Linked DNA regions of Mus musculus: region 1 is linked to region 2. Evidence: chromatin contacts called from ENCODE Hi-C or POLR2A ChIA-PET data. All regions are on one chromosome and are shown on one strand. The core of a region is the stretch at or near the end of the contact, and the rest is flanking DNA. Distances in the headings are between cores, read along the strand shown.

The links. A loop is a pair of places that touch in the nucleus more often than their neighbours do. ChIA-PET counts read pairs that join two places held with the same protein, here RNA polymerase II (POLR2A).
Region 1: a loop to region 2 is called in a map of heart, with 1.8 times the contacts of the local background. The contact joins two enhancer-like sites. A Hi-C loop is called at or near these places in 3 of 37 maps with a recorded cell type or tissue (CH12.LX, T-helper 17 cell and heart). POLR2A ChIA-PET finds 5 or more read pairs at or near these places in 4 of 5 experiments (Patski and embryonic stem cell).

Annotation. Positions count from the first base shown.
Region 1 is chr2:31,121,647-31,128,461 of GRCm38, reverse strand. All of the region lies in intron 1 of Fnbp1 (formin binding protein 1), which reads left to right. Among named protein-coding and RNA genes, the nearest start is that of Fnbp1, 17 kb to the left of the region's middle. Within about 2 kb of position 3,666, at least 1 of the 3 ENCODE cell types and tissues checked has a DNase peak (open chromatin) inside an H3K27ac peak, as active enhancers do; it is heart, where a contact is called at or near this core.
Region 2 is chr2:31,084,648-31,092,296 of GRCm38, reverse strand. All of the region lies in intron 4 of Fnbp1 (formin binding protein 1), which reads left to right. Among named protein-coding and RNA genes, the nearest start is that of Fnbp1, 54 kb to the left of the region's middle. Within about 2 kb of position 5,555, at least 2 of the 3 ENCODE cell types and tissues checked have a DNase peak (open chromatin) inside an H3K27ac peak, as active enhancers do; they include heart, where a contact is called at or near this core.

The DNA of each region.
Region 1 (6,815 bases), core at 2,417-4,916, 38 kb before region 2:
TCAAAGGTGTGCGGTGTGCCACTACAACTGGCCTTTTTGTGTTTTTTTGGAGCCAAGGTCTTACTCTGTAGGTTAAGCTGGCCTGGAACTTCCTATTCAGCCGAGGCTGGTCTTGAACTCTTGACAATCCTCCTGTCTAAGTCTCTTGTTTGCTTGGATTGCAAGTATAGGCCACCACACCCAGCTAATTATTATTATTGTTGTTGTTATTGTTACTATTATTGTCATTGTTATTATTATAAGGTTTTTGCAGACTGTGTGGTCTTGCTCAATAGCCTGGCTCTGGAGCCAGCCAGGCTCCATGGCTCCTCTCCAGTTACAAACTTGCTGAGTCATTTTGAACAAGCCATTCAACCTGGGTTCCTTTAGCTGTTGAATGGGACACAGCGAAGTCTGCCCCAGAGGATGATCGAGAAGAGTGGTGTGTTTTATCAAGTCAAGGATATGTTCTGTAGAGTGCAGTATGGTGAGGTGGGAGGGGTGCCTCAGCAGGTCCGTGCTGAGGCATCCCTTGCCCTGAGGTACCAGCCATATGATAGACGGGTCTAGTATAGAATAGACTTTATTTAGGGCATGGAAAGGGGAGAGGAGGGAGGGAAGAGGCTGACCAGAACATGTGGTGGGGGGGGGGGGAGGGGAGAAGGGGAGAGAAGGAGAAAGGGGTCAGAGAGAGAAGAGAGTCAGAGAAAAGAGAGTGAAGGAGACCACACAGTCCCTTTTATAGCAAGCCAGGCCTACCTGGCTGTTGCTAGGTAACTGTTGGGTGGAGCCTAACTAAGAGGAGCTAACAAAGAGGGCAGAAAAATAGATTTATTATATATCATTATATTTATGTATGTATGTATAGTGTGTGTGTGTGTGTGTGTGTGTGTGTGTGTGTGTGTGTAAGAAACCCGGAACAAATGGCTAACTGAGGCACCTATTAACACATCAAAGTGGCTGCTGGCCAGCTTTCCCAGCCACATTCAGTACCCAGCACTGCCTCCCTCCCCCCAACCTCTCTCCCAGAGCCTGAGTTTCGCTTCCCTTCTCCCAGCCTCCCTTCCTTCTATAACTCAGCCATTTTGGCTCTGCCCTGGCCTGGCCTCTTGGGCCACGGCTCCCCTCTCTCCTCTGCATCTACCCTCCCCACTCACTTTATGGTCTCGGTTCGGTCTGCTGGCCACGTTCACACTGGACCCGTCCTTGTGCTTGGCTGTCCTCTTCCTCATATCTACAGTGAAAACCCTCCCCAGCCAGGCCTAGGTGTGGCCCTGTTCTCATCGTCATTCAGGTCCTGCCTTCTGAGAAGGGATGCCGCCGCTCTGGCAGAGTAACTCATCTTGCTAGCAAGAGTGAGGGCAAGCCTTCCCAAAGCACTGTCCCTCTTCCATGTCCTTAGTCCTGGGCTGCCACCAGGAGGTGTGTCACCCACATTTAAAAATGGGTATTTATGATTCCAAAAAAATGTAAACAAAAAGATCCCTCCCAGGAGTGCCTGGCTGCCTAGGATTTCGTCGATTACAGATGTGTTTAAGTTGACCGCTAAGATTTGCCATTTCCTTGTGTGTTGCCAGCTGTGGTGTTTGGCTTCTAGTCTAGTCAACAAACTGAGTGGAACCAGACTGCACCCCCCCAGATCTCTTCAGCCAACCCTTCACAAGTTCTAAAGCCAAAGGTTGGAGAGATGGACAGCAGTTACCTGCACTAACTGCTCCCACAGAAGACCCACATGGTGGCTCACAACTGCCTACTGTAACCTTAGCTCTCTGACATCCAGCACCCTGTTCTGGCCTCCGCGGCCATTCACACGCACGAGGCAAACTAACACACAAGTAAATGAAATAAATATTTTACAGTTCTGGGCTCAGCTGCCCAACAAAGCTCCTTGATCAGGCGTCCCGAGGAGTGTGGGTAAGCACTAATGTGACTGATGGCAGTTATGCTGGCTTCTGAGCTTGGAAACTCTTTAGAACTTTTATGTTCAGTTCCCACACTGCAACTCAAAGACACGCTAATAATGTTAATAGGGGGGTTGCAGAGGTCGGCTCATTGCACAGTGGCACATAAACAGCATCATTAGACATACTCCGTAGGCTATTAGGCCTCCTGAAGGCATTAGTGTACTGGGCACGACTCTCCCGGTAAAAATACCCAGGTCTATTTTGCCAAGTCAAAACTTGTTGGTTGTGATTGGACGATGGGTCAGCCAGTTAAGTTCTTGCCTCACAAGAGCTGCCGACCTGAGTTTGGATACCCAGCACCCATAGAAGCCGGCCATGGTGGTGGGTGCCTGTAATCCCGCCACTGTGGAGACAGGAGGACCTCAGAAGTTTTCTGGCATGTCATCCAGGTTGAATAAGAGGCCTTGTATCTTAAAAGAGGCATGGTCAAGCCTGGCAACCGTCTTGATGGACTGAGTTCAATTCCTGGGACCCCCATGGTGGAAGGAATAAAGACTCCCACAGGTTTTCTTCTGACTTTTATATACACACACAGCACTTCAGTGTGTGAGTGTGTTTGCATGTGTGTGTCTCTGTGTGTGTGTGTATGTATGTATGTATGTATGTATGCCAGCAAAGTGAGAGCCTAACTCCAAAGCTAAAGTAATGTTAAATTTAGCCAGGCAGTGGTGGCGCACGCCTTTAATCCCAGCACTTGGGAGGCAGAGACAGGTGGATTTCTGAGTTCAAAGCCAGCCTGGTCTACAGAGTGAGTTCCAGGACAGCCAGAGTTACACAGAGAAACCTTGTCTGGGGGGGGGGGGGGAGGGGGGAGGAGCTAAAAATAAAAATAAGATGGAGAAATAATTGTGGAGACCACCTAGTGTTTACCTTTGGACTTCATGCATGCACACACTCACACTCGTACATGCACACACACTCGCACATGCACACACACATTCACTCATGCACGTGCAACTTTTTGGCCGAGAGACCCAAAAGGTCGCTACCAATTATGGTGCTTTAGTAGGTCAGCAAACAGAAGAGTCAATAGTATCATCCAGGAAAGCTTAGACAGTCATGGGCCTTGCTTGATAAATGTTATCAATACCAGCTAGAAGTGTCTTCTGGCCTTCCTCGGGTGACAGAACGCCAGGAATCGTCTGAGGAAGTGAACATGCAGACACTTCTGTAGATGGGGAAGAAACCCTGGAGCTGGAAGCCGTGGGAGGGAACTCTGGCCATTCCAGCACACCAGAGCATCTGGAAGCAGGAGCATCTGGAGTTGACGGCTAGCCTTGGTTACATAGTGACTCCAGGCTAACCTGGGCTACCAGAAACTCTCTCTTGGAGGAGGAGGAGGAGGAGGAGGAGGAGGAGGAGGAGGAGGAAGAGGAAGAGGAAGAGGAGGAAGACACCACTGAAAGAAGTTGGGTAAAAACCACTTTGGAAAACTTTCAGCAGATTCATCAACTTGAAGGAGGGCCAGGGACAAGGAGAACATTTCTTAAAGGGGCCACTGCCTGTTTCTCAGGTCGATCTTCCTTCAGTTTATTGCACTGGAGGACAGAGAATAGCGTCCTTGGTAGTACTCAGTGGGTCTCACCCTTGTGTGGCAGGCTATAAAAAGATTTGCTTATTTAAAAATAAACAATGTTTGTGGTCTGGATCCAACCCTGCTCACATGCTTGGGGCTGCCTGGTAAGTGACTGCAGATGGGAGCCAGGCTAATAATACCTATTTCAGGCCCAGGAAGTGAGGCATGCCTGCAGACCCAGCTACTGGGGAGGCTGAAGCAGGCCTATCACTTGAGCCCAGGGGTTCAGAGTCAGTCTGAACAACTTTGCAAGGCCCAGGGGAAGAGCTGTACATGTCTTTATCCTTTGGTGTGGCAGCAACCAGGGTAGCCTAAGAGTAGAGGCTGCTGCTTAGCACTCTGGATCGGGAGGCTCATTCTAGGGCCTGATATCATGTGAGGCAAAAGGAAGAAAGAGATTGAAGGGGGTGTAGAACATGCTCAGCAGACAGGGAAATGAATAAAATGGGCTCTGCCTGTCACCTAGCGGCCATGATGCTGAGATATGTGGGTAGCGGGTGGAGATCAGACCCAAGCAGACTTTCAACTGGACTTCTTCTGAGAAAGTGTCCCTTAAGTGCTACTTGTGCTGGCACATGCCTGCAGTTCCAGCATTTAAGGTCAGCCTGGTCTGCATAGCCAGCCACAGCCCAGCTAGAGCTACACAGCAACAATCTGTCTCAAAAAGAAATTTTCTTTTAAAACAATAACGTATAACCAAGTGTACAGGGGTGCATACTCAGGCACACACACACACACACACACAAACACACACGTTTTCCTTTATTCGTGGCTCCTAGATTTTACGTGGACATATGAAACCTGCCCCAGAAACAGAAGTATGACTGCCTTAGGAGAAGGAAGGAGACTCAGCGGAGCAGGAGGGGTCAGGAGATTGAGGCTGTGGAATTCAGGATTCATGAGGAACATTCTTATATGGAAAACTAAAGCATCAGTAGAAGTCAAGGTTATTTTTACCAACTGCCATGGATGTGAAGACTATAGACAGGCTACATCTCTGAAGAAGATACCCAGACAAAAAGAGTGCAGAGGCTCAGTGCTGTGCCTGCCTCCAGAGATGCAAACCAAGGCCCCAGAGAGATACCACGTCCCACTCATCAGAGGGACTGTCGTCAGAAAAGCATAAAAAAACCTCAGATACCGGAGGACAAACCCCCAGGATGTCTCCATATCAGGCCATAACTAGTAATGACTTGTTGGCCTGCGCTCCAACTTGAGGGAACCCTGAGAGTGAGGTGCTAAGTGGGTGGAGCCAGGTGTGTTGTATGAATCTGTTTAGATAAAACAGGAAAAGCAGGTAGGTCCATGGTAAGCTAACTCACACTGGTAGTTGCCAGGGCCTGAGGTTGAAGGCCGGGAAATGACAGCCTTATAGCACATGGTGTATGCTACTAAGGTGATGGAAATGTCTGGGTACCAATGGGAGCAAGCAGTGGCTAAACAAGCTGTGAACACAGTATACATCACTGAATCATTTGCTTCAGAATGGTGAGTTCTAGTCGGGTGTGGCAGCACAGACCCGAGATTCCAGCTACTGGGGAATGGCTACTTTCCTGGTCCTGTGATACTTACCTTGACCTAAACAGCTGAGGAAAGGAAGAGATTGTGTTTGCTTGATTTTGAGACAGGGTCTCACTGTGTAGACTGGGCTGGCCCTGGATTCAGGGATCTACCTTTACAGCCTCTTGAGTGCTGGGATCAGTGGGATAAAAGGTGCACGACCCTAGCTGGGCAGTGGTGGCGCACGCCTTTAATCCCAGTGCTCAGGAGGCAGAGGCAGGCAGACCTCTGAGTTCTAGTACAGCCAGGGTTATACAGACACAGAGAAACCCTGTCTTGAAAAACCCAACCAACCAAACCAAAGGGATTGTGACACTACACTGGGCCAGAAGAAAGAGTTTACTTTGGCTTAAGGTTCCAAAGGGAAAAGCAGTAATGGCCAGAAAAACAAGCTTTCTGGCAGAAGCGGGAAGCTGGCTCGTCACATCGTTATACACACACAGGAAGCAGAGAGGGGACAGAAAGTGGAGTGAGGTTACAAAACATCAAAGCTTACTCCAGTGATGTACTTCATCTAGCAAAGCTGCACCCCCAAAAGTATCCATAATCTCCCCAAATAGTGCCACCACCAAAGGAGCTACGGTTTTAATACATGACCTACCAGGGGACACACCTCTTTCTAACCACTACCGGGGGCAAAGCCTATCTGGACCACCTAGGGAGTTGCAGGCCAGCTTGTGAAACTTAGTAAGACCCTATCTCAAAGCACAAAGTTAAAAAAAAACAGGCCTGGAGCTAGGCAGTGTTGGCAGAGGCAAGAGGATCTCTGTGAGTTCAAGGACAGCCTGGTCTACAGAGGGAGTTCCAGGACAGCCAGGGCTATACATAGAAGCCCTGACTCAGAAATGAAGGAACAAACGGGACTGGGAGAGTCAGGCATAGTTGTGTGTGTCTGGAATTCCAGTACTTGGGAGGGGGAGGATCCAGTGCTCTGGTTTTCTTTTCTGCTCCATACCCAGTTTGAAGCCAGCTTAAACTACATGAGATCTTGTCTCAACAAACAAACAAACAAGCCAAACAGAAAGTCTAAAGATTAAAAGAAAATAGAAAGCCAGCCAGTGGTGGTGCATGCCTTTAATCCCAGCACTCGGGAGGCAGAGGCAGGTGGATTTCTGAGTTTGAGGCCAGCCTGGTCTACAGAGTGAGTTCCAGGACAGCCAGGGCTACACTGAGAAACCCTGTTTCAAAGAAAAAGAAGAAAGAAAACAGGGCTGGGGTGTGGCCTAGGCATACTAACTACATTTACCTAGTATCTCTAGTACTACAAAAACAGATGAACAGAGGCCACAAGGCTTGTCAGGTAAAGATGCTTGCTGCCAAACCTGCGCTGACTTGAGTCTGAGCCCCTGGACCCACATGATGGACAGAGAGCCTAATCCCATACGTTACCCTCTGACCTTCACATAAGCACTGTGCCATGTCCACAAACATACACAGTAAATACATATAATATAATATAATATAATATAATATAATATAATATAATATAATGTTGAGAGACAAGCCAGGCCAGGCATGTTCACATTCCTGTAATTCTATCTTGGGAGGTAGAGACAGGATTTCCAGGGCAAGCTGGTTAACAAGAACAGCAAAATCATTAAGCTTTGTGTTCAACAAAAGACCCTGCCTCAGTAAAAATAAAGTCCCAAGTAGTAAGCGGTCAGGGGAGATAGCTGATGCTAACCTCTGACCTCCACTTTCATTTACACACACATACATGCACACACACACACATA
Region 2 (7,649 bases), core at 4,306-6,805:
CACAGTGAGTTTGACCAGCTTGGGCTGCAGGAGATCTTGGCTCAAAACAGCCTGAGTGGTGGTGCACACCTTTAGTCCCAGCACTTGGGAGGCAGAGGCAGGTGGATTTCTGTGAGCTTGAGGCCAGTCTGGTCTACAGAGCGAGTTCCAAGACATCCAGAGCTACATGGCAAGGTCCTGTCTCAAAACAACAACAAAAAATCACAGACAAAACAAAAAGCATGCAGGACTGTGTCAGTACACTGATAGTCTGGGAGATTGGTCAGCCCCCCTCTTTCAGATTGCAGTAGCTGACATTTGCTACAACTTCGGGTTAACCTTTCCTATAGGAAGTCTGGTATGGTACCTACTGCTCAGGAGCCTGGAGCACAAGGAGGTGGTTTGGGTCTGTTGGGTCATACACCTGGGGGTGACACGCAGGCACCCTGGACCTCGAGGCTAGCATATGCTTTTATTTCTAGGTTACCCACAAGGCCATGAGTTGTACGGTATCAAAGCTCCTGCTTCTACTCCAGGCTTCCCTGCCTTTCCTTAACACTGGCCAGAGGATCTCATTTCTGGGTTTCTGCTGAGGTCAGAACAAAGTGCTGATCTGAGAAGTCTGTTTTCTCGTCCCTCTTTTACGTAGGTCACAGGGACTGAACTTGGGTTGGCAGGTTCACTCGCTGGCTGAGCCATCTCCCTGTTCTTTAAATTTAACAGAAGAATTGTTTTCTGTGTGTGATCTGGAAAATGGATTGTTTTCATAATCAGATAGTTAACAGATAACTTGTCCTTCATTCGTAAATGAATTTACAGCTCCAGGACTCAAAGCCAGACCCTTGAACAAGCTACACTAATACTCTGAGCCTTTTGCTCACAGTTCAGCGGTTTGTTTATTGTTTAAGTACTTTTTATTGTTGTGTTGATCTGTAGGCTTACTGGTTTTGACTGGCTTAGATTAGTTAAACAATTCTACAGTCAGCTCTTCTTAGCTCTTTGTTTTGAGACAGGGTTTTGCTATGCTCCAGGCTAGAATTTAGGATGTAGCTGAAGGGGGCTTGGCCTCTAAGGGGAGAGCAAGCTGGCCCCATGACGCCTGGACTAGCTTTTTCCTATGTGTGGGAGGTGAGATCACCTCCCCACCCTCACCCCCACCCACACACACACCCCAGAGCTCCCAGAAATGGGATGAGCTTGTATTCTCGTCACATACTGGTTTATGGCCTTGGGTCAACCTCTTATCATTTACTAGATTAACCGTCTCCAGCCCATACCAACCATTTCCCAAGCATCTCTGTGCCCTGCATCACTGAGACCCAGACTGAGGTCCAGGTTGATGTATTAGAATGGTGGGTCGCGTCTCAACAGCACACTAGACCAAGACAGTTCCACATGGAAGAGGTTTTATTGGGAGAGAAAAAGAGAAGGTGCCAGCAGAAAGAGAAAAGGGGGAGAGAGAGGGAGGGAGGGGGTGTTCTTATTCATATGGAAAAGGATGTAACGCAGGTAAAGGTGGGAGGTGAGCCAAGTAGATGCTGGGAATATGGTGCCTATTGCCTTGGCAACAGGTCTACAGGTTGCAGGTCCCGCTATCGCCTATGTGATGTGATAGGTTTGGGAGGTCCTGATGCCAACACAGGCCATTGAGGAGGTGACAGATAGCTCCACTGATGACGTCTGTACAGTGAAGGGACCCACCCACCCGGGGTCCAGCACAGTGAAACCCTCTAATCTCAGAGACAGAGTTTGAAGAGACCAAGGAGCCCAGATGTTCTTGTCAGCCCTGCAGAATGGAGCGCCAGGCGCACGCACGTGTCTCTGCTGCTGGAGAAGCTGCCTCACCAATCACCGGGTGGGCACTGGGCTTGACTCTTCAGCAGGAACTAACTAGGAAGTTGTAGAGGAAACAATCACTATTGCCCTTGGTGGCACTTGAAGCGTTCACAATCCTCAGCATTCACCTGGTGGTTGATTGGTTTGTTTTGAGACAGGGTCTTTTACAGGCCAGGCTGGCTGTGAAGTTGCTGTGTAGCTAAAGATACATCTGGTCCTCCTGGCTGTATAGCCCAGAAGCCAGGGTGGTCAGCATGCACTGGCTCGCCCCATTTGTAAGGTGCCCACTGAGCCATTTCCATCACATGGACCAAGAAGTTTAAGGTTCATTGCGCGTACTTGCCCGTCCAGCCCTAGTGGGGCTCAGGGGTGGAGGGTTCAAGGCCAGCTAGACTGTACCAAGGGACCTGGAGTCAGGGTTGGGGGTGATGGCGTCCCAGCTCACAAGACAGCCCCTGCCACACTTGCTGTCTGGGGGCTCCTTCTGTCTTTGTCCTTTTAAAGTCTCTGTGTCCTTTGTTTCCATCTGTGGAAACTGAGCTGTGTTTAAAATTCCAGAGGGGTGACTGCGCGCGATGCAACGTGTGCTCGCTCCTTTACTTTTCCTGCTTGGTGTTTGAAGCGGCTATTTCCACAACAGCTCCGTTTTGCTTTCTTAATTAACCATCTGGGGTTGGATGAGTTGGCCGCTTGCAGGGCGAGCGGTAAGCACGTGTCACCTGCAGGACAGTAGTCACTGAAAGAACTGTCATCTCTGTGTCCCTTGAAGCTGATGCTCCCTTTTCCGTAGCTTCCAGATGCCCTTTCGTTCGTTTTCTGCTGCAGTTCGAGGTTGTTTTGAGACTGTCTTTGTATGAACCGTTAATTGGCCTGGAACTTTCTTTGTAGGTGGCCAAGTTGGCCTATAATTTAGCAATCTCCTGCCTCAGCCCCTGCCCTGCCCACCTTATCTCACCCCACCCCCAAGTGTCAGGATTTCAGCCTCATGATGCAGGGTCCATCTTTTTCTCCCCTGAAACAAGGTTTTGCTATGTAGCCCTGGCTATCCACCTTGCTCTGTAGACCAGGCTAGCCTCAAACTCAGAGATCCAGTTGCCTCTGCCTCCCGAGTGCTGGGAAGCACTGCCAAATTCAGGCTTTTCATCCCCCCACCCCCTTCTCTCCTGTTCCTGTACCTGTGGTGGCCTAGGTCAGTGCTGGGCACCTTCGTTCATCACCTGATTTCCCGAGACGGGATCCCTCACTGAATTTGGAGCTTGACAATTTGGTCAGGCTGGTTGGCCTGGGTTTCCTCCTATGCCTGCCTCCCTGGTGCTAGCTAGCATTACTGTGGCACACTCAGCAAGCGCCTTCTCTAGAGCATCTAGAGCGCCAGCCAATTCTCTGAAGGAAGTTTCTTCTGTAGAGACTCAAGTACAACTCAGAACAGAACTGAGAGCCAGGTGCGTTAGCGCACGCACACCGCTACTCCCAGCACTCAGGCAGGGGGATGTCTCTGAGTTCCAGGCCAGCCTGGGCTTACAGAAAGGCCCTGCCCTGTCTTTTAAAAAAACAAACCTGACATGAAAATGAAAACAAGTGCTTTGTAGCTGACCTCAGATTCCTCTTGGCTTCTCTTTTCTTTTTCTTCCATTTATCTTTTTTTTTCTTTTCTTTGTTTTTCTTGTTCTCTTTTAAAGTCTATTCTTGTGTTTTAAAGAGAGAACCAAAGCTTCCTATTACAGGGAGAGTAACTAGCGTCCCTCTGGTTCCCCAGAGATGGCATTTCCTGTCGCTTTTCTGACAGGAGAGATGAGCGCTGGTGACTTCATCCTGGGCTCCCAAAGCAGCCCTTATATCTTTGTCCTGGGAACAATCCCCCTTTATTCTGAGCCGTGAGGGCATGGTTCTCCAACACACTCCCTCACTGTCCCAGGAAGAAGCGCCCTGCCATTGTTTGTTCGTAAACAACAAGTGCATCTGGCAAAGCTGCTTTATTTGTTTAAGTTTTCTAACTGTTCAAACCACTGTTTCCCCTCCAAGGAGCCAGCTGGAGCTGGTGACCTCTTCCTGAGGGCAGTCATACGCAGAGGGATGAGGGGGGGTGTGTGCACACGTCTCCATGGGGGAGGGGGAGGGCACACCCAGCAGAAGAAAGGCTGGAGGAGTATCCCTCAAGCTCAGTGTTTGGGTGTTGGTAATGAGGGGCAGTCTCTGAGGTGCCCTTATGGAAGACAGCCATGTAAGGTGCACAGCAAATGTGAGCGCTTCCCACACACTTACCTAACAGACAGCCAGAGAACTTCCTGTCTGGGTTTTTATTCAGAATCACCCAACATATGATTTTTTTTAAGATTTATTTATTTATTGAGACAGGGTCTTGCTGTCTAGACCAGGCTAGCTTGAAACCTTGAAACTCACAGCAATCCAGCTGCTTCTACCTTCCTAGTCCTAGGACTAAAGGTGTGCCATATGTGTGTGGATAGAAGACCCCAGTGGGGGTGTGGTTTGAGATGGGCTTTCATTTCCATCCTGACTGCCTTTCTCCCCCCCCCCCCCCCACATCCCTCCCCCTTCTTCCTGGCCTCCACTCCTTCCTTCTTACAAGCTGTGCACAGCTTCCGGTCCATCCTCCCGGCAGGGTTCTTCACACCCTGTAATCAGCAAGCTGGTCTCCCCTAGCCTTGCCCCTGGCTCCTCTAAGCCTGAGGCTCTGTCTTCCCTTCTTCCCTGCCCTGTTTCTCTTCGGAGATTAAAAAGAGATGGCTCCAGGGACAAGATCTTTGAGGCAGTAAAGACCGAAAACTGAAGGGTTGGGGCTGGAGCGATGGTTCCCCAGTTAAGAACATCTACAGAGGTCCTGGATTTATGGGTTCCTAGCACCCCTATGAAAGATTGCAGCTATTTATAACTCCAGCCTTGGAGACCCCAGGCCTTCTTCTGACCTCCTCAGTATCAGGCATGCTCAAGAGACACAAAATACATGCACCCAAAACTCTTAGACATATACAATTAAAGTAGCAATATAAAAGAAACTTTAATCTTTAAAACAAAAAAAACAGGATGTTCAAAGTTGAACTTCGTAAGACCTTGGAACAGTGACCTCCGGAAAGACAAGAACTTGTCCCTTTATAAAGTATCATTGTTCAGGCAAAAGGCTGGCCTTGTCCCCTCCCCCAGGCTTCCCCAGCACTTGGTTGTCCCCAGACTCTGCTGAGTTAATAGGTCTGAGTACGGAGACTCAAGGAAAGGAGGTTTTTGCCGAAGCCCAGAGGAGGATGCTAGGGACCTGGCACTTCCTGTTAATCACTCTGCCATCCCTCCTTACGGTGACAGTCAGGAAGCAAGTGGCTAACAAGGGAAAGTTTATCCACAGGAGCATGTAGGGGCCCAGGAGGCTCAGTGGGCCAACTGTTTGCTTTATAAACACCAGCTGAGTTTGAATTCCTAGCACCCGCGTAAAACCCCAGTGTAGTTATGCACACTTGTAACCCAGTGAGGGGAAGCAGAGGTGGGCAGACTCCAGGAGGTCACCGGCCCACCAGTCTAGCAGAACCAGTGAGCTCTAGGTTCAGTAAGAGAGCTCCAAAATAAATAAATACATTAATAATAATAATGTGGAGAGTGATGGTGGAGCCACTAGCCTTTGACCTCTGATCTCCACAGGTGCACATACACACAGAAGGGTGTTTACCAGGAAAGCCAGGGGAGGGGGGCTGCTCCTGCTCCTTGTCCTCAAAGTCAAGGGGGAACCCCTGAGTTTACAGTGTCCTTGGTCAAGGGACTCAGCCAAGCTGGCAACCTCCCTGGCTGGGCAGCTTCAGGCAGCAAATCTCATCAGACCCAGAGGGCAGAGCCTTTACCCAACACAGGTCCTGCAGCCTTTGGCCATGCAGACAAGGTCTACTGATCCCATTAATGTGTCTGTTGGAAGTATGTTAAAGGGAAATGGTAGTTTTAAGATGCTGAGTGAGAGAGATGCTGTTTCCTCTGTGTAGCTGTAACGGGTTTGTTGCTGTTGCTGTTTGTTTGTTTGTTTGTTTTCCTAGCGCTTTCGTCCTTGCTGGTCTCTCCTGGCTCTAACTACCCACCTAAGGAGGAGGCTTCTCCGGTGTATGTTTCATGCTAGTTCTTCTCAACTCTCAGACCCCAGGCCACATTGAACAGGACTCTGGAATCTTATAGAAATACTAACCTTAAAACTCAAGATATATTTACCCCCTCCCACCATGGTCCCCCTTTTTTCTTCCCTCTGAAACTCAGGTCAAACGCAGGGTCATTCTGGACTTTATTTAAAAAGGGACTTTATTTATTGGGCATGTGTGTTGCGGTGTTCAATTGGAGGTCAGAGGACAGCTCTGGATTTGGTTTCTCCTTCTGCCTTGAGGGACTCTACTAACATGTCTTCGGGTCAAGACCCAGGACACCTGTGCACAGGGGAAGCACGTGACTGGAGGTCAGAGGACAGCTTTGGGAAGGTGGTTCTCGTTCTCTCCTTTTACCCTGTGGGACCCCAGGTAGAACTCTGGGTATCCATCCGTCTTGGCATCAAGCACTTTTATCCACTGAGCTATCTCAAAGACCGGGGACTTCTGTTTATTCATGTCTGATTCTGACCTCCCAGTGGCTTGGCTAATCAGAGGACATCTATGGTGGCTGCTGGTGGGGCTGGCATTCGGGTGCTTAGAGTTCTCCCACCTGCAGCAAAAACCAGCAACAGCCTCCATTCTGGAATCTTCCCTTCACACCATCCAAATTCAGACTCACCCACAGTCTCTGTCCAGTCAGACCCTGAGCCACCAGGTCTCCTCTCTAATCCCCCTTCCTAGCAACCTGCCCTGACCTGGTTCTCTGGGGTCCTTGGAAGTTAACACTAGTCATAGGCCTGCCGTGAGGCCTTTCTGTTTTAAAAGATTCTAGAGCTAGTGAGATGGCCCACACATTGAAAAGAGAGAGCCAACTCCAGCAAGTTATGCTCTGGCCTCCATATGAGCTGTGGTATGCTCACCCAAACACAGCAATGATTCACCATTTTAAAGGTTCTAAGGTGCAATTTCTATTCACAGAGAGCCCACAGCACTGCTTGTACCATCAACATCTGTATCTCCCTGAACTAGGAACAAAGCAAATATCCACCAACCAGTGAGCAGCTACAGAAATGTGGTCCATCTTCTCGGTGGAATCTTACTCAGCCAGAGAAAAGAATTAGTGGGCAGATACGTACTACAACAGGATGAACCTTAAAAGCATACTTTCATGTGAACAGGAAGAAATAAAGTCAGGAGAGGCTAGGGGGACAACTAAGAAGTACAGTTCTTCATTTGTGGGAGGTGGAATATAATATATGTTAATTGACCAGTGCTCAAAAGATGACCCCAGTGATTGCTGTATGCTTTTCTTTTAAGATGGGGTCTCACTGTGAAGCCTTGGCCAGTCTCAAGTATCCTCCTGCCTCTGCCTTCCAAGCCTGGGATGAAAGGTGTGCTGAGGGGGCTGGTGAGATGGCTCAGGGGGTAAGAGCACCCGACTGCTCTTCCAAAGGTCCGAAGTTCAAATCCCAGCAACCACATGGTGGCTCACAACCACCCATAACAGAGATCTGATGCCCTCTTCTGGTGTGTCTGAAGACAGCTACAGTGTACTTACATATAATAAACAAACAAACAAACAAATAAATAAATCTTAAAAAAAAAAAAAAAAAAAAGAAAGGTGTGCTGAGCCACGTCTCCTGGTGTGAGGACTATCTCAGCAAGGCATGGCTGTTGTTTTTGCAAGTGGCACACAATTTCACATTCAGTATTGCTGTGTCTGAAACTTGAGAAGGAACTCCTCAAGCCGTCTTATTTTCATTTCCC